Linked DNA regions of Homo sapiens: region 1 is linked to region 2. A link is an interaction called in ENCODE POLR2A ChIA-PET data of the cell type or tissue named here. Cell type or tissue: MCF 10A. All regions are shown on one strand. Links, peaks and the distances in the headings refer to the core of each region. The heading gives the core; the rest is flanking DNA. Region 1 overlaps SPSB1 (splA/ryanodine receptor domain and SOCS box containing 1). Region 2 has its middle 45 kb from the start of LINC02606.

Evidence for each region. Peaks named below come from ENCODE experiments on the same cell type or tissue, not always from the same donor. Only the 100,000 strongest peaks of a DNase experiment are listed, where the experiment ranks them.
Region 1: POLR2A ChIA-PET joins it to region 2 with 5 read pairs; 6 of 35 experiments call an interaction of 5 or more read pairs at or near these places.

The regions. Positions count from the first base shown.
Region 1 is chr1:9,295,737-9,305,220 of GRCh38, reverse strand. All of the region lies in intron 1 of SPSB1 (splA/ryanodine receptor domain and SOCS box containing 1), which reads right to left. Among named protein-coding and RNA genes, the nearest start is that of SPSB1, 7.6 kb to the right of the region's middle. RefSeq lists an enhancer at 1-353. In MCF 10A, for the core only: no CTCF peak of the experiment used is centred there; DNase peaks (open chromatin) are centred at 1,920 and 4,910.
Region 2 is chr1:9,468,814-9,478,297 of GRCh38, reverse strand. No RefSeq gene overlaps it. Among named protein-coding and RNA genes, the nearest start is that of LINC02606, 45 kb to the right of the region's middle. RefSeq lists an enhancer at 4,435-4,986. In MCF 10A, for the core only: no CTCF peak of the experiment used is centred there; DNase peaks (open chromatin) are centred at 1,287 and 5,057.

The sequences.
Region 1 (9,484 bases), core at 901-8,900, 170 kb after region 2:
GGGCCAGCCGAGGCGGGACCAGGCAGCATGAAGAGTGTGAGACGGGGTCAGCAGAATATAGGTGACAGTGGCTGAGGCTATAAGGGAGGAGAGGGACTCTCCTGAGGGGGCAGATGGGCCACAAGGGCGAGAGGGAGAAGTGGGAGAGGCCCCTGTAGGGAAGGCAATGCCAGATGGGTCTGGGCGCAGGAGGCAGGTGAAGCCCAGGGAATGGCCAGAGCTTTCTAAGCCAGGATGGGGCAACGGCACCCAAGCAGCAGAGGGTGAGCGCTGTGGCTCATGCCCATAATCCTAGCACTTTGGGAGGATTGCTTGAACCCAGGAGTTCGAGACCAGCCTGGGCAACATAGGGAGACACCGTCTTTGTGAGAAATTTAAAAATTAGCTGGGGGTGGTGGTGTGCACCGATAGTCCCAGCTACTGGGGGGCTGAGGTGGGAGGATTGCTTGAGCGTTGAGCCCAGTTGCCATCTGGACACGTCCACTTGGACCACTTCCACTTAGGACAGGTTCAAAGCACCTCCATGGACCTAGTCCCCCAGCCTGTAGGTCATTATTCACGATGACCCCCAAACTAGCTGGGAACCCGAGGCACCTGCAATTCTTCACCCTTCTCTACACCCCACATTCAACTAGTTACCGAAGCTTACCCATGCCACCTTGGAGATGCCACAAGCTTCCATCCCAACTGGCAGGTCAGGGATATGAACCGCCATCTCCCTGGCCTTCCAGCTCCAGCTTCCTCTCCACCAGATTCTTAAGGCGACCATAACTGCATTAGCCAGGATTCTCCAGAGATGCAAAACCCATAGGATCGAGAGGGAGAGACAGATGAGAAAGGATGGGTTAGGGGAACTGGCTCATCGGTTATGGAGGCTGAGTCCCACTACAGGCCATCTGCAAGCTGGAGACCCAGGGGAGCCAGGAGTGTGGCTCAGCCAAGTCTGAAGGCCTCAGAACCAGGGAGACCAATGGGGTCATTCTCAGCCCCGGGCCAAAGACCCCGGGGACCAATGGTATGAGTCCCAGAGTCTAAATGCCAGAGAACCTGGAGTTGTGACATCCGAGTGCAGGAGAAGGAGGATGTCCCAGCTCCGGGACAGAGAGCCAGGATTCGCCCTTCTTCCAGCTTTTTGTTCCATCCAGGCCACCAGCTGATTGGACGGTGGCTGACCCCATGGAGGGCAGATCCTCCCTGCCCAGTCCAGTGACTCCAATGCCAAAAACACCCTCACAGACACACCTGGGGCAGCCCAATCATTCTACACAAATGCCAAACCACTGGGCTTCCCTGTCAGCAGAAAAGGGATGGGCTCAGTGTGTGCTGAAGCATTGAGAATCATCAATGCTTTACCATCTATCCAGGTATTCCTTAGTCTAGTCAAGTTGACATCTGAAATCAATCATCACAGGTTCGCCCCTTATCAACTGGCACCCAGAGGCACCCACTGGCATCTCCTTAAACCATACTTAATCTCCAAGGACAGTATCAAGGTCATAGTTCCACCTATCGTGACACTACTATCCTGCATAGCAAAGACACATTAATCCCTTCTCCAGAGAGGAGGTACAGTCCTTGAGTGCTATTCACTCCTCTCTCCTCTGATACTCAATAACTTAAATACTATGATGTAAAATTAATACTTAAATACTGCTATAGACTCAACACATGTTCTAAGAATAAGGAGTAAGAGAGGAAAGAAAACAGATATTTGCCTAATATACATGTAAATGCATACAACCGTATTCTGAACAAAATAGGGAGGAAATACTCCCAGCAATTCTGGCCCTTGTTTCTGTAACTGGTCACGTGGTTGGAGCTGGTATTTATTATAACTACCTCCCTCTGTCCTGTTCTGTGTTCCTTTCGTCTGCAACAAGCACCTCAGCTGGCTGTGGTTCTTTAAGTGGCAGAGTGACCCAAACATTCATTCCTGAAGGGTCTGAGTCATTCACAGTCCTGCCTGGATTGTATCCTTGTAATTTCCCATTGACTTAATCACAGGGCATGGTAATACTAACAGATGCCCTAAGGAGTATCCTGTACTCCAGACACACTCTTCCTTGCCTCATTGTGGAGCAGTCCAGATCAATTTCCCCTTGGTAGTCCAGATCAATCTCCACAGCCAACACCATCACTCCCCTCTCAGCCTGCTGACCCAGAGGCACAGGGAGCCCAAAGAAGCCAGGTGGCAGCCTTACCCCCCGTTCAATGGAATCACTGTTGTGTCTCCTGGTAGGAGCATTCCTCTCTCTGGAACCAAGACCTCCAGGCCAGCAGAGCATAAAGTCACAGGAACAGGAAGCAACAATTTCGCTAGCGGGTCCCTAGGGGATATGATGCGCAGTGCCACTCCCATTTCCTCCCCTTGATTCCTGGACCCGTGAATCCTGGCTACGGGAGAAACCAGCACCATATATTGGATGCTGATACAGAGTACATAGAGCCTTTTGAAGACCCCTGACCCAGCCCTACAAAGTATTGTCACCTAGCTGGCATTGTAATTGCAACTTCAAAAGACTCTACTGCCCTTCTTTCAAGTCAGCTGCTTCAGGATGGTGGGGAACGTGGTCATTCCCAGTCCCAGGTCAAAGACTCCGGAGACCACTCGTACGAGTCCCAGAGTCCAAAGGCCAGAGAACCTGGAGTTCTGACATCCAAGCGCAGGAGAAGAGCATCCCAGCTCCGGGACAGAGAGCCAGGATTCACCCTTCTTCCAGGCCCCCGGCTGACTGGATGGTGCCTGCCCACATGGAGGGCAGATCCTCCCCACCCAGTTGAGTGACTCAATTGCCAGTGTCCTCCAAAAACACCCTCACAGACACATCTGGGGCAGCCCGATCATTCTACACAATGTCAAACCACTGGGCTTCCCTGTCAGCAGAAAAGGGACAGGCTCAGTGTGTACTGAAGCATAGAGAATAATCAATGCTTTACCATCTACCTGGGTATTCCTTAATCTAGTCAAGTTGACATCCAAAATCAATCATCACAGGTCCACCCCTTACCAACTGGCACCCATAGGCACCCACTGGCATCTTCTTAAACCATACTTAATTTCCAAATAAAGGCAATAACAAGACCGTAGTTCCACTTAGCATGATAGGCGAAACCAGTGGGCTCGTGCTCACCGGCCAATTCCCTGCACATGATCCCAGTGCCACACTTCCTTGGTTGTGAAGTGAGCTCCCTGGAAGCAGTGCTACACGGACAGCGTGACAGTGGGAAAGGTGTTCTGTCAATCAATGGATGGTGACTTTGGCAGAAGCACTGTGTGCAGGGAAGACGAATCTGTATCCAGAATAAGTGCCTGCTCCAGTAAGGACAAAACGCTGCCCCTTCCAAAACAGAAGTGGTCCAATGTGCCTTCCACCAGGTGCAGTGATCATCCCGGGGAATGGGGCCATACTGGAGCTCAGTGTTAGTCTCCGCTTCTGGCAGACTAGCAGCCAGTGGTAGCCATAGCCAGGTCGGCTTTGGTGAGTGGCAGTCCATGCTGCTGAGCCCATGCATCACCTCCATCTCTGCCACCATGACCACTTTGTTCCTGAGCCCACCAGGCGATGACAGGGGTGGCCAGGGAAAGAGGCTGACGAGAATCCACCTAGGTCATCCTACCCACATACCTCATGTCCTGTGCGCACTCGGGAGGTCTATCCGTGTCCTGTGCGCACTCAGGTCTATCCACATACATCTTCCCCCAATTGCTTTTTTGTTTGGTTGGGTTTTTTGATACAGGGTCTCATTCTGTTGCCCAGGCTGGAGCAATCACAGCTCACTGCAGCCTCAACCTCCTAGGCTCAAGTGATCCTCCCACCTCAGCCTCCCAAGTAGCTGGGACTGCAGGCATGAGCTACCACGCCCAGCTAATTTTTTATTTTTGTAGAGATGGCGGGGGCGGGGAGTCTCACTATGTTGCTCAGGCTGGTCTCGAACTCCTTGGGCTCAAGCAATCCTCCCACCTTGGCCTCCCAAAGTGCTGGGATTACAGGTGTGAGCCACTATGCCAGGCCCCCAGCTTTCTTTGTCACCAATCTTCCAATCATACTCTTTCCAAGTCCCCAAATCCCTGACCATCCAGCCAAATCATCAGGCACAGCCCATGGATCAGTATATAATCACTCATCTGGCCATCTCTCCTTCGAAGCAAGGTGCACAACCAGGTGCACTGCCCGAAGCTCTGCCAGGGAGGATTTCCCTTCACCCCCATCCTTCAGAGGTGTCCCAGCAAGGGGCTATAGTGCTGCAGCTGTCCACTTTCGGGTTGTGCCTTCATATAGTGCAGAGCCATCTGTAGCCATCTGCAAACCAGGCTGACTAAGTCTTCTCTTCCACTGTCAATCGATCAGAGGGAACTCCCCAGGAGACCATAGATACAGGCTGGAGAGAGAAGGCAGTGGGCAAAGTAAGAACCATGGGCCTTTGGACCACTTCCTCATGTCACTTACTTGTGCCTTCAGGACCTGCTCAGACCTGATCCCATATATACCACTTCCTCTCGATGGCAGCGTTCTGCCACACATGCCCAATGTCTGGTTTGGTCGGTCAGATCATAGATAACACCCACTTCATGATGGGCAGCTCAGGTCACATGGCAACTTCGTGGCTGATGGTCAAACATTAAGTCTCTACTAGGGTCCAGTATTAGGCCAAGAGCTGTCTCTCAAAAGGAATGAAGTTATTTGTGGATGATGGCAGGGCCTTGCTCCAAAATCCCAAGGCCTGTACTGCGATTCATCTACAGGGGCCTGCCAAAGGCTTTAAGCAGCCTCCCTGTCTGCCGCTGACCTCAACCACCACTGGATCTGCTGGTGGCCCAAGTGGCAAAGCAGGTTGCACAGCAACCTGGACCTGTTGCAGTCTTCTGCTACGGGCCCCACTCAAAACTAGAAGCGTTAGGGTGACTCAGCAAATGGGCTGGAGTAACACACCCAAATGAGGAATGTGTTGCCTCCAAAGTCCAAACAGGCCCACGAGGCATTGTGCCTCTTTCTTGGTTGCAGGAGGAAAGCTGTAACAACTTATTCTTCACCTTAGAGGGGATACCTTCACAGGCCTGACACTACTGGACCCCGAGAAATTTCACTAAGGGAGAAGGTCCCCGAATTTCAGTAGAATTTATTTCCCATCGCTTGACATGTAAATGTCCTACCAATAAGGCTACAGTGGTTGCGACTTCTTGCTCACTAGGTCCAATGAAGCATGATGACATCAATGTAATGGACCAGCATGAGACCCTTTTTTTTTTTTTTTTTTTGAGACAGGGTCTTACTCTGTTGCCCAGGTTGGAGTAAAGTAACACAATCACTGCTCACTGCAAGTCTTGACCTCCTAGGCTCAAGCGATCCTCCCACCTCAGCCACCCAAGTAGCTGGGACCACAGGCACACACCATCATGCCTGGCTAATTTAAAAAAAAAAAAAATTTATAGAGATGATGTCGGCCCGGGCGCAGTGGCTCATGCCTGTAATCCCAGAACTTTGGGAGGCCAAGGCGGGTGAATCACTTGGTGTCAGGAGTTCAAGACCAGCCTGACCAACATAGTGAAACCCTGTCTCTACTAAATACAAAAAATTAGCTGGGTGTGGTGGCGCATGCCTGTAATCCCAGCTACTCAGGAGGCTGAAGCAGGAGAATTGCTTGAACCCGGGAGGCGGAGGTTGCAGTGAGCCGAGATTGCACCATTGCACTCCAGCCTAGGCAACAAGAGCAAAAAATCCATCTCAAAAAAAGAGAGAGAGAGAGAGAGAGATGACGTCTCACTGTGTTGCCCAGGCTGGTCTCAAACTCCTAAGTTCAAGCGATCCTCCTGCCTCGGCCTCCTGAAGTGCTAGGATTACAGGAGTGAGCCACCGTGCCCAGCCCCAGTATGATATCTGTGGAAGGGAAAGGTGATCAAGATGACTGTGAACTAAACTGTGACATAGGGCTGGAGAGCTGATATACCCATCAGCCCAGACCGCCAAGGGGCATTGCCGGCCTTACCAGCTGGATGCAAACTGCTTCTGCTGGGCCTTATGGACAGGTATAAAGAGAAGGGCATTCGTCAGATCAACAGCTGCATGCAGTAGCAGGGACCAGAGATGTGTGAATTTTGCAGTCACCACTTGGTTAAGTTTACAATAATCCACTATCAGTTTCTAAAGTCCATCTGTCTTCTGCACAGGCCAAATCGGAGAGTTGAATGGGGATGTGGTGGGGGTCACCACCCCCGCCTCCTCCAAGTCCTTGATGGTGGTGCTAATCTCGGCAGCCCCACCCCAGGGATGCAATGTTGCTTTTGATGTACTATTTTCCCAGGCAGAGGCAACGCTAATGGTTTCCACTTGGCCTTTCCCACCATAACAGCCCTCACCGCACAAGGCAGGGAACCAGTGTGTGGATTCTGCCAGGTGCTAAGTATGTCAACTTTGAATCTGGAACCAGGAAATAACCCCAGGATGGGTTCAGGGATCCACGGGAGCCACCAGGAGTCAAACCTAAGCTAAAACTCCATTGATCACCTGACCTCCATAAGCCCCTTCTCTGACTAGTGGGCCACAGTGAGTGATATTTTTGGTTTCCTGGAATCAGTATCAGTTCAGTAACCAGTTATCCCCGAACAATCTAATTATTTCCCTTTCCTCAATACATATTCACTCTGGTAAAAGGTCACAGGTCCCTTTGGGGAAGGCTAGGAGAAAAATTAATAGCATAAACTTTCTCTAGTGTACTGAGGTCCTTCTTCAAAGGGATCCAGCTTCCAATTCATTCATTCATTCATTCACTTATTCATTCACTTATTCATTCATTCGTTCACTTATTCATTCATTCGTTCACTCATTCATTCATTCACTCATTCATTCATTCATGGGGGCTTAGTTGTGTAAACTGGGTTAAGTCTGGGAAGTTGATTGAGGGCTGTGATTTTCTGTTTTAATTATTTTTCTGTTTTAATTATTCAAGTTAGACTTTTTTTCATTTGACCTGTAAGTTTCTGCTTATACAGAAAACTTAAAAGAATCAAGTAACTTATAAGATCAAGTAAGAATTTCACGGGTTTCCTGTCTATTTCACTTCTAGGAACACCATGATTAACTATCCAATGCCATAGATCCACACAAGTCAGACTATTCTGACGGCAGCTTTGCCTCTGCCGTCCATTAGGTAACCACACTCACCTTGCCTTGGATGGCTGAGTACTGCCACTTGGCCGCTGCACTCCAAATGCAATTACTCCCGTTGCATTTAAGTTTTCCATTTGAGTGACTGCGGCTCCCACTGTAAGGGCTGGATCACGGAGCTCTTCAGGGATGCTGGGGCCCCCTCACAAATCTATTTCTCAACGTATGCGTGAAAGATCTGTCTTCTGAACCTTCCCAGTGTGGGTGAGTAGCTTTTAAGAGACAAATCCACTCCAGCATTCCAATGTCCCTAAGCCTTTGAATCCCTAACTCTACATGAAACCTAAGCCTATGAATCCCTAACTCTACATTAAACCAAAGGAGACCCAGAAACTCCAACTTACTCACAGTGGGTCATCCTTTGATCCATGTTCCAGTCAGCCAACCAAACAGATCTCTTCTTAACCCCCTGAGCTACAACATCAAGTGCAGAATCTCCGCTTAGTGGGCCCATATCCATAAATTCGGCCAGATCCAACTTCATGTTCGTTCCACATCCTAATATCCACTCCCACACATGCTCCCTTGGTGTCTGCTTGTATAAATTAGAAAACTCAAGTGGTTCTCTTGGTGTGGAGTGCAGCTCCTCACTCTGACCTTGGAAAGGGTGTGACCAGATTGGCCACACTCTGACTGTCTGGCAAGGTGTGTTCACAACTGGGGCACCCGTCAAGCCCTTGTCACAGGTAGGTTTTTCCAACCCTGGAATCCTATATTCCTACTCAGCAGTCATTTCTCAAGTGTGGAGTTTGCATCCTGATATTTTCTTCATCTTGTGCTCAAATCACCCAATGCCTCCCTAGTTTTCCAAGAGACGCCCAAGGGTGGCAGAGGTTCTTGGATTCCTCCACCCATCGCCTACGCAGTAAACTCAAGAGGGTCAGGCTAAGCTTCAGGTCAGATTCAGAGCTTGTTGACAAACCATTCTCACAGTCACATCTCCTGACACCCAGCCCTGCCACAAATCCCATGCCTGCATTGCACAAGGTCTGGACCTCAATGGCAGGCAAGGCTGGGCTGTGCCTTGGCGGATTCTCTTCCCCATCTCCAAGAAAGGCCCCGAGAGCCTAAGCCTGTTGTTGATGTGGTCTGTCTCATGACCACTGGACTCATTTATTTTTAACGTTGGGCAATGAACAGAACTTTTAAAACACAAAGCAAACAGGCAGCTTCCCAAAGGTTTCAGGGGGTTGGCAGCAGGACAGATCCCCCAATGTGCTGTTGGGTTTTGCCATCCTCCCTTTGTCCAAGCAAGGAAGGAGCCTCAAGCCCAAGTCAGAAAGGACGTACATCTCCCGACTCTTGCCCCGCATAGAGTAACAGTCAACCTCTTTGAGATGTGATGCTTCCTTTAAATGCTTCTTAGGAAGAAGCTACAGATGACCTGACATCTTGTATTTGCTTCAAAATAATCCAGCGTGTGTGTGTATGTGTGCATATATGTGTGTGCATATGTATGTGTGTGTACACATGTGCACATCTTCTGTGAGCATAAGTATGCATGTGCATATGTGAGTATGTGTATGTGTGTGCATGCGAGGTGAGGAAACCTGATCGCTCATTATACTCTGCCTCTAACTTTGGTGTGTTTGACATTTTCCATAATAACAAAAAATTTCACTAAAAAAATGAGCCCATGCTTCTTGAAGAAAAGGCTCAGGTGGTGGAGGTGACAAACTTACTGGTGAAGGGCTTGGGTGCCAAGTCTGGATTCGAGTTTTGGCTCCACCATTCCCTTGCCGCGAGACCTTAGCCAAGTTACCTGCAATCCTCAGCAGAATGGACATGGAGGCAAAACCCACTTCTCAGGGTCCTCAGGAAGCCCATGAGTCAATGCGTCAAGGACTCAGATCAGAGCCAGTACTCGCACGCACCGTGAAACCATGAAACCATTTCCCGCTATTATTATGCTTAGGATTCAAACAAAGTCACGTCCATAAAGCACTCTGTAGCACAGAGCCGGGCACCTGGCTGCCAGTGGAACTTTAGACTGGGGGAGATGTTATCAGATAACTGGGGGAGGGGAGAGCACTCACTGAAAGTCCAAAATCGAAGTCCCTTAGAGTCTGGATTTCACTGATCTAGTGTTGAGGGCTGGGGAGAGGATAACACACCCCTGGGCAGACTGAGGCACACCTGTACCTGACCTTGTGCTGTCGTCTGATAAAATTTTTCAGAACCAAAAGATACACTGAGTCATGCACACCAGCTACAACCTATTTCTCGAGAAAAATTGATACAAAATGCCCAGACGAACTCATGAACACCGTAAGAATCAGAGGTTTCGCTGAATTTGAAAATGCGTCTGCAGGCAAGTTTCC
Region 2 (9,484 bases), core at 464-8,463:
ATGCAGGTGTGTAAATGCATGTGTATATGTGTGTGTATGTCTGTGGGTGCATGTGTGTGTGTAGCATGTGGGTATGCACGTGTGTAAATGCATGTGTATATGTGTGTACGTCTGTGAGTGTATATGTGTGTAGTGTGTAGGTATGCATGTGTGTATATGCATGTGTATATGTGTATGTATGTTGGTGGATATGTGTGTGTAGCATGTGGGTATGCATGTGTGTAAATTCATGTGTATATGCGTGTGTATGTCTGCAGGTGCATGTATGTAGTGTGGGTGTATGAATGTGTGTATATGCATGTGTACACGTGTGTATGTCTGTGGGTGCATATGTGTGTGTAATGTGTGTGTATGCTTGTGTGTAAATGCATGTGCATATGCGTGTCTGTGAGTGCATGTATGTGCATATGTGTGTGTAGCATGTGTGCATGCATGTGTATATGTACATAGGTGTGTATATATGTGTATACATGTGTGTCTGGGTGCATGTGTGTTCATGTGTGTGTAGCATATGTGTATGCATGTGTATGTGTGTGGGTGTGTATGTGTGTGTATATGTGTGTGGGTGCATGTGTATGCACATGTGTGTGAAGCGTGTATGTGTATGCATGCGTGTGTGTGGGTGCATATGTGTGTGTATATGTGCATGTGTCTATGGGTGCATATGTGTGTGTGCATGTGGGTGTGTCATGCATGTGTGTGTGTGAGAATTGTGGAGCTGGTGTGTTAACCGAGAGGCAGGGGTACAAAGCCTGAAAGGGGAGGGAGGACCCCTTAAGAGGGAGGTTGCATTTTATTCCACAAGGAATGGGAAGGTGCCAAGGCAGGAGAGTGAAACTGGAGTCCCCCTTGCCACAAATATTAATCAGGTCTCTTTTAGTTGCAAATTACAGAAATCCAGTTCCAACTAACTTAAGTACAGAAGGTGTTAATGGTTTTCAAAAGTAAACAGCCTCTAAGGCTAGTTCTGCCTTCAGGCAGAGGTGGATCCAGGAGCTCAGGTGATATTGACAAGAATGGGCCTCCCCTTTGTCTCTGCTTTCCTCCGTGTGGGTCTCATTCTCAAGTGGGTGTGCTCTGGGTGGCAGTAAAGGTGGCTGCCAGCGACTCCAGCCTCCTATCCTGCAGATTCAGCAGATGTCCTGAGGGTGTTCTCATGGGCTGGGATTGAGTCATAAGCTCCCCTCAGAAACTGTGCCCTGGGTGGCAGTAAAGGTGGCTGCCAGCGACTCCAGCCTCCTATCCTGCAGATTCAGCAGATGTCCTGAGGGTGTTCTCATGGGCTGGGATTGAGTCACAAGCTCCCTTCAGAAACTGATCATGATGACTCTGATTTGCATGACTTGGGTCATGTGCCTGCCCCTGAAAGCAGGGGGTGAGGCAGTCACCTGGATTGAAGGGAGGTCAGGACAAGGAGAGAAGGGAGCTGTGCAGATGTCTGACTCCATTTGTATGAAATGCCCAGAATGCATAAATCATAGAGACAGAATGCTGACTAGTGGGTGACGGGAGTGATGGGGCATGAGGAGGAGTGACTGCTTCATGGGTAGGGAGTTTCCTTTTTGGGGGGATAAAAATGTTTTGGAATTAGACAGAGGTGATGGTTGCATGACATTGTGATTGTATTAAATGCCACCAAATTGTTCACTTTAATTTTATTTATTTATTTGAGACAGGGTCTCACTCTGTTGCCCAAGCTGGAGTGCAGTGGTGTGGTTACAGCTCACTGCAGCCTCGATCTAGGTCCTAGGCTCAAGCACTCCTCCCCACTTGGGCTCCCGAGTAACTGGGACTACAGGTGCATGCCACCATGCTCAGCTAATTAAAAAATTTTTTTTTTTTTTTTTTTTTAGAGATGGGGTCTCACTATGTTGCTCAGGCTAGTCTTGAATTCCTGGGCACAAGTCACCTCCTGCCTCAGCCTCCCAAAGTGCTGGAATTACAGGTATGAGGCACCACGACTGGCAAACTGTTCACTTTAAAAAGGGTGAATTTTGGCCTGGCATGGTGGCTCATGCCTGTAATTCCAGCACTTTGGGAGGCTGAGGTGGGCGGATCACTTGAGGTCAGGAGTTTGAGACCAGCCAGGCCAACATGGTGAAAGCCCTTCTCTACTAAATATACAAAAATTAGCTGGGTGTGGTGGCAGGCACCTGTGCTCCCAGCTACTTGGGAGGCTGAGGTAGGAGAATTCCTTGAACCTGGGAGGCAGAGGCTGCAGTAAGCTGAGATTGCACCACAGCACTCCAGCCTGGGTGACAAGGCGAGACTCCACTTCAAAAAAAATAATAATAAACTAAAAAAATAAAATAGTGATTTTTATGTAGTGCAAATCTCACCTCAGTAAAAAAATTTTAAAATGACAGTTGTCCCTGCCCCTCATCCCCAGGCATCCTGGGACACTCCCCCATCCATAGGGGCTGCTAGGTGAGGTGACTCCTTTCCTTCCCCTTCTGCCTGTTTTCTCCCCTCTTAAACTTCAGAGGGTTTGGGACCCGCAGTGGATTTTAAGCCAGAGGCTACTACAGGGTAGTTCCAGGCATGGTGGCTGGCAGGGCTGTAGCCCACTGCTGGGACCAAAGGCATGCCTCTGTGGCTTCTCCAGAGGCCAGTTCCTGTATTTTCATGAGATCTCGTCGAGCAAGCTCTAGTGAGGTGCCAGGGACGTCTTGTTCAGAGGTGAGCTGGTGAGTGGGTTTTCCTGGTGGACCTTTAGCCAGCTGCACCTGTGTTCCTCTGGGCTGTGGGCAGAGGGGAGGGTGCTGTCACAACTTAGGGTCCAAGCTGCAGCTCCAGCGGGCCGGGAAGACTTGGAGCAGCGAATTTCCATCATTGCTTGGCGCGGGGGATGCTTGGTGACGCCACCACGAGAAAGGGCTGGGCTTGGGGAGGAGCCATTCACACTGGAATTGTAAAGAGGAAAGAGGGTTTTGGCTCACTTTCTGAGCGAATCCTCCATGCTGGGATTTGGGCAGAGCCCAGAGCTGCCTTGGGGCTCTCCCAGAGCGAGCCTGCACTGGCTCCTTCAGGAACCGGAGTTTCCATCCAAACCCTCTTCCTTGGGTTGCTCAATGCAAGCCGGCCGTGGTGGGATGACGACTTCTGGTCCCCAGCAGGCTGGCACTATGCTTGTCTGGCGTGGACATGGGGACCGGTCCCTTGGGCTGAACTGTGCTCTCTGCTCCTCTCTGATTTTTATTTTCTTTGAGACAGAGTCTCACTGTGTCACCCAGGCTGGAGTGCAGTGGCAGAATCTCAGCTCACTGCAACCTCTGCCTCCCAGGTTCAAGTGATTCTCCTGCCTCTGCCTCCCCAGTAGCTGGGACTACAGGCGTGCACCACCACACCTAGCTAAGTTTTGTATTTTTAGTAGAGACTGGGTTTCTCCATGTTGGTCAGGCTGGTCTTGAACTCCTGACCTCAGGTGATCCACCTTTCTCAGCCTTGCCAAGTGCTGGGATTACAGACGTGACCCACCGAGCCCAGTCTCTGCTCCTTCTTTGAGCTGGAGACAGGCTGAGGTCCGGCCTGGGGGTCTAGTCTGCCTGCGCCCACTATCACCCACTGAATAGGTCAGAATCTCAAGGTGATTTTGCAAGCTCCTTTCAGGGATTTTCCCACAAGTTGAAGTTAGAGAATAACTGGGGTATGGAACCACATTTTTGTTTGTTTGTTTGTTTGTTTTTTAGACAAGGTCTCACTCTGTCAACTAAGCTGAGTGAGGTGGCATGATCACCGCTCACTGCAGCCTCAACCTTCTGGGCTCAAGTGATTCTCTTGCCTCAGCTTCCCGAGTAGCTGGGACCACAGGTGTGCAGCATCAGACTTGGCTAATTTTTGATTTTTTGTAGAGACAGGGGTCTTGCTATGTTGCCCAGACTGGTCTTGAACTCTTGGGCTCAAGTGATCCTCCCACCTCAGCCTTCCAAAGTGCTGGGATTACAGGCGTGAGCCACCGCTCCTGGCCAGGACTAGGTTTTGCTCTTGAAGGCCGAGGATTTCCCACCTGTTTCCCCGCTGCTTGGATGTTGCAGGACAGGAATTCTCGAAGAGGTCAGGTTCTGGCAAAGACAGTATAGTGGTGGGTCCTGGGCCAGGTGACTTGGGTTCAAATCCTGACTCTACCACTTCCCAGCTGAGGGACTCCGTGCAAAGCACTTCACATCACTGGTCCCCAGTTTTCTCATGTGTACGAAGGGGGCACTGATACTGCCCCTCTGTAGTGGGCCCCCATGATTCATGTCCACCCAGACCCTCAGAATTTGACCTTATTTGGAAATAGGGTCTTTGCAGAGGTAATTAATTAAGGATTCTGATATGACATCATCCTGGATGTAGGGTGGGCCCTATATCCAACAGCTGGTGTGCTTATAAGAAGAGGAGACATGGAGGCATTCACAGAGGGGAGACGGCTGTGGGAAGACAGAGACAGAGAGTGGGGTGATGTGGCCACCAGCCGGGGAACGCCTGGAGCCCCCAGAAGCTGGAAGAGGCCAGGAAGGATTCTTTCTTAAAGGCTTCAGAGGGATTGTGGCCCACTGATATCTTGATTTTGGACTTCTCGACTCCTGAGCTGTGAAAGAACTCATTTCTGCTCTTTTAAGCCACACAGTTTATGATGACTTGAAATGGCCGCCCCAGGAAATGAACACACCCTCTCAAAGGACAGTTATCACCCAAAGCCTTTGATACACAGCACATAGTAGGTGCTCAATAAAGAACCACTAGGATCCTTGTGCTGCCTCCTGCAGGGGTGGGAGGTAGGAGGTGTGGACACAGGAAGAGGGACCGTCAGGATAGATCTGTCACTTTTCAGAGCAGCAGCCTGTGGCCCTGGAGGGGACCATCCCGGGGTATCCAGGGGCCCCCAGCTCCTGCCGCTGCTGGGTGTCACCCTTCCCTGCTGGCTGGCGGCTGAGGCTGGAGCCCTTGAAGGACGGAGGCGGAGGGAAAGTGAGGAGTCTGCTGTGAAGGGCAGCTGCAGGGCCGAGGGCCGAGGCCTTCAATAGGGATGCTTGCCGCTGTGAATCATGGCCCACAGGCCAATCGCTGCCTGCTGACACATCACACCCCAGGAGGAGGATGGCTGTGACCTCATGCTGGTTGTCAAACACTCAGGGCCCCTCCCAGCTCTGCCTAGTGCTTCAACTTGGCCCGGAGGGAGCTGTCCCCACCCCACCCCTGCCCAGTGTTGTGTGTTCTCCCCTCCCCTGCACACACAGCAGGACAATCAGACCTTCTGAGCCAAGACTTTAGTGGCGGTTTATGATTTGGATGCTTTGGGAATGGGTGAGGCCAACAGTTTCCACTTCCCTGAGGGCAGCCGAGTTGTAAACCCGAAAAGATGTTCTGCACATCTGCCACAGCTGCCTGGCCAGGGAGCGCTGGGATACGCCTGGGAGGGTGTGTTCCCAGGGCTGGAGTCCTATTCTCTCCTGCCTTCGTCTATAAAAAGAATGATTTGCAGATGGGGAAACTGAGGCCCGGAGGAGTTAAGAACTTGCTATACACCTCCAAGTCAAACGGCATCTTGGCAAGAGAGGCAGGACCACAACTGAGAGTTTATCTTGGGCAAAGCTCTGCTCTGCTTCCTGCACCGGGGTCCTCGTCTTCTCGGGCTCTGTTGGGAATCTCACCTCCTCTGCTTCCTGGTTCCAGGATGGGCCTGAGGCATCTTTTAAGCCTTGGTGATGCTTACTTGTTGGCTTCAAGTTGTGATGGTAAAATAAATAAGCAAGAGGCTTGGGGAGCTCCAACCAGTCCTGCCGGCTGTTCCCAGATTCCCATTCAAAGCTGCGAAAGTGGCTTAAGTATTGTGAAGCCTGGAACTCTCACCTGGCGGGGGGGACAGGGGACAGGGGGCAGGTTAGGGGCTGAATGTGGCCTGGCTCCTGGCCTCTAGACACAGCTCTGTTTTCTTTGCCCTTGCCTTCTGAAGGCAAGCACGTCTCCTGACAGCAGAATTGTAGCTCTCGAACTCCCTCTGTGCCCATCCAGCCTTTACAGGTTGAGCAAACTTCCCCATGCTCAGGATTTGCATTCCTGGCCGCTACATTTCCAGAAAACTGAGCTAGAATTTCAGGAGCGTCTATTCAGAGTGGACGTCTGCAGCGAGCCTGGATCCCTGAGCATCCAGGACACAACCTGCTCCTAACCTGTCCCCTGTCCACCCAGGTGAGAGTTCCAGGCTTCACAGTACTTGAGCCACCTTTGTGGTTTTGAATGGCGACCTGGGAACAGCGGGCAGGACCGGTTGGAGCTCCCCAAGCCTCTTGCGTATTTATTTTACCATCACAACTTGAAGCCAATATTTAAGCATCACCAAGGCAACAGCCCAAATCTCCCGGCCCTTGGCCCCCATCCAGCCCCAAATGGTGGGGATGAGGGCGGGGTGGGGGGAGCAGGGAAAATGAGTCAACCGTCCCCCTGCCCTGCAACCACCTGGGAAAACAGTGACCCAAAAATCAAATCCCGGCTTCTCTTGCAAGGACATTGCTCGTTTTCCCGTGGTCCTACGACGGAGCGCTTTTAACACAGCAGAAGAGTCTCACAAGACCTCGGTGCTAATATTTTATTTTTGCGTTGTGGTTAGAGCCCACAGATTTTAAAAACTTCTTATTGAAGTTTGATATCCATGTACAAAGTGTACAAACCATAAGCATATACCCTTCACAAACTGCAATTTTTGCAAACAGAACACGCCCAGATCAAGGGTAGGCACACAGCCAACCCCCAGGAGTCCTCCTTACTCCCCAGTCCTTGTCACTGTACCCCCAAAGTGAGTGCCATTCTAACTTCTCATAGCACTGGTTGCTTGTTAGTTTATTTGTTTTCTGTTTCTTTTGTAACTTTTAAGTTCTGGGATACATGTGCAGGATGTATAGGTTTGTTACATAGGTAAGCGTGTGTCGTGTTCGTTTGCTGCACAGATCATCCCATCTCCTCACTGGCTACTTTTGCTTGTTTTTGTGCTTTATATAAATGGAATCATACACTCTGTTCTCTCCTGGGTTGAAGCCAGTGGGATTTTTAGGCTTGAGTTGCCCTCCTCACCTCCAGCTCCGGGGAGGAGAGAATAAAGGAAGTAGAAGGCACATTCTTATTTATTTATTTATTTGAGATGGAGTCTTGCTCAGCTGCCCAGGCTGGAGGGCAGTGGCACGATCTTGGCTCACAGCAACTTCTGCCTCCTGGGTTCAAGCGATTCTCCTGCTTCAGCCTCCGAAGTAGCTGGGATTACAGGTGCCTGCCTCCACACCCAGCTAATTTTTGTATTTTTAGTAGAGATGGGGTTTCACTGTGTTGGCCAGGCTGGTCTTGAACTCCTGATCTCAGGTGATCCGCCTGCCTCAGCCTCCCTAAGTGCTGGGATTACAAGCCAAGCCACTGCGCCCGGCCTGAAGGCACTTTCCCTGTGCCCGCAGGCCATGGTCTTAATTATTTTAAAGGGCCCAGCATCATTTTCCCATGTACCGTGTAACTGGGGTTTGTATCCGCCTGGCGTCAGTTTGGAGGATGGAGAGTAGTGCCGCATCACTAACAAGCTTGAGGCGGGTTGAGGGATCTCTGGAACCCTGGCCCCCAAAGCCTTCATTTCTCCTGGCAGGATGCTGGGGGCAGCTCCATAGTCTTTGCAGCCAGGGTATCCCTCCATTGCAGGGTGGGCTCCAGCCACTCCTTTTTTTTTTTTTTTTTTTTTTGAGATGGAGTCTCACTTTGTCCCCCAGGCTGGAGTGCAGTGGTGCAATCTTGGCTCACCGCAACCTCTGCCTCCCAGGTTCAAAGGATTCTCTTGCCTCAGCCTCCCGAGTAGCTGGGATTACAGGCACACACAACCATGCCCAGCTAATTTTTGTATTTTTAGTAGAGACGGGGTTTCACCATGTTGCCCAGGCTGGTCTTGAACTCCTGACCTCAGACAATTCACTGGCCTTGGCCTCCCAAAGTGTTGGTATTAGAGGCGTGAGCCACTGCACCTGGCCGGCCTGCCTGCCTGCCTGCCTGCCTGCCTTCCTTCCGTTCTTTTCTTTCTTTCTTTCCCTCCCTCCCTCCCTTCCTCCCTCTCTTTCTTCTTTCTTTCTTCTTTCTTTCTTTCCTTTCTTTCTTCCTTCCTTTCTTTCTTTCTTTCTTTCTTTCTTTTCTTTCTTTCTTCTTTCTTTCTTTCTTTCTTTCTTCTTTCTTCTTTCTCCTTCCTTCCTTCCTTCCTTCCTTCCTTCCTTCCTTCCTTCCTTTCTTTCCTTTCTCTCTGTCTCTCTCTCTCTTTCTTTCTTTGATGTTTTTGAGATGGAGTTTCGCTCTTATGGCCCAGGCTGGAGTGCAATGGTGCAATCTCGGCTCACTGCAACCTCTGCCTCTCAGGTTCAAGCAATTCTCCTGCCTCAGCCTGCCAAGTAGCTGGGATTACAGGTGAGCACCACCACACCTGGCTAATTTTATATATTTTTTAGTAGAGACATGGGGGGTTTCACTATGTTGGTCTGGCTGGTCTCAAACTCCTGACCTCAAGTGATCCAACCCACCCTGGCCTCCCAAAGTGCTGGGATTACAGGCATGAGTCACCACGCCCAGCCCCTATTTTTTATTTCTTTATTTTTTGAGACAGAGTCTCTCTCTATTGCCTAGGCTGGAGTGCAGTGGTGCAACTTTGGCTTACTGCAATCTCAGCCTCCTGGGTTCAAGTGACTCTCCTGTCTCAGCCTCCCAAGAAGCTGGGACTACAGGCATGCACCACCATGCCTGGCTAATTTTTGTATTTTTAGTAGAGATGGGATTTCACTGCGTTGGCCAGGCTGGCCTCGAACTCATGACCTCAAGTAATCCACCCACCTTGGCTTCCCAAAGTGTTGGGATTATAGGCGTGAGCCACCATGCCCGGCCTTTATTTCTTTTTTGAGATAAGGTCTCATTCTGTCGCCTAGGCTTGAGTGCAGTGGCGCAATCACAGCTCACCACAGCTTCAGCCTCCTGGGCTTAACTGATCCTCCCCTGCCTCAGCCTCCCGAGTAGCTGTGATTAAATGTGTGTGGCACCACACTTGCTAATATTTTGATTTTTTTGTAGAGATGGGGTCTTGGTATGTTGCCCAGGCTGGTCTTGAACTTCTGGGTTCAACTGATTCTCTTGCCTTGGCCTCCCAAAGTGCCAGGATTACACATGTGAGCCACTGCACCCATCCTGCATATGACATTTCAAAAAATATAAGGAGAACAAACATGACAAGGGGAAAAAATGTATCTAAACGTTTCTAACTGCTCTTGATTTCTTTCTTTTTTTTTTTTTTTTTGAGATGGAGTCTCATTCTGTCGCCCAGGCTGGAGTGCAGTGGCACGATCTCTGCTCACTACAACCGCAGCCTCCCAAGTTCAAGTGATTCTTCTGACTCAGCCTCCTGAGTAGCTGGGATTACAGGCAACTGCCACCATGCCCGGCTAGTTTTTTTTGTATTTTTAGTAGAGATAGGGTTTCACCATGTTGGCCAGGTTGG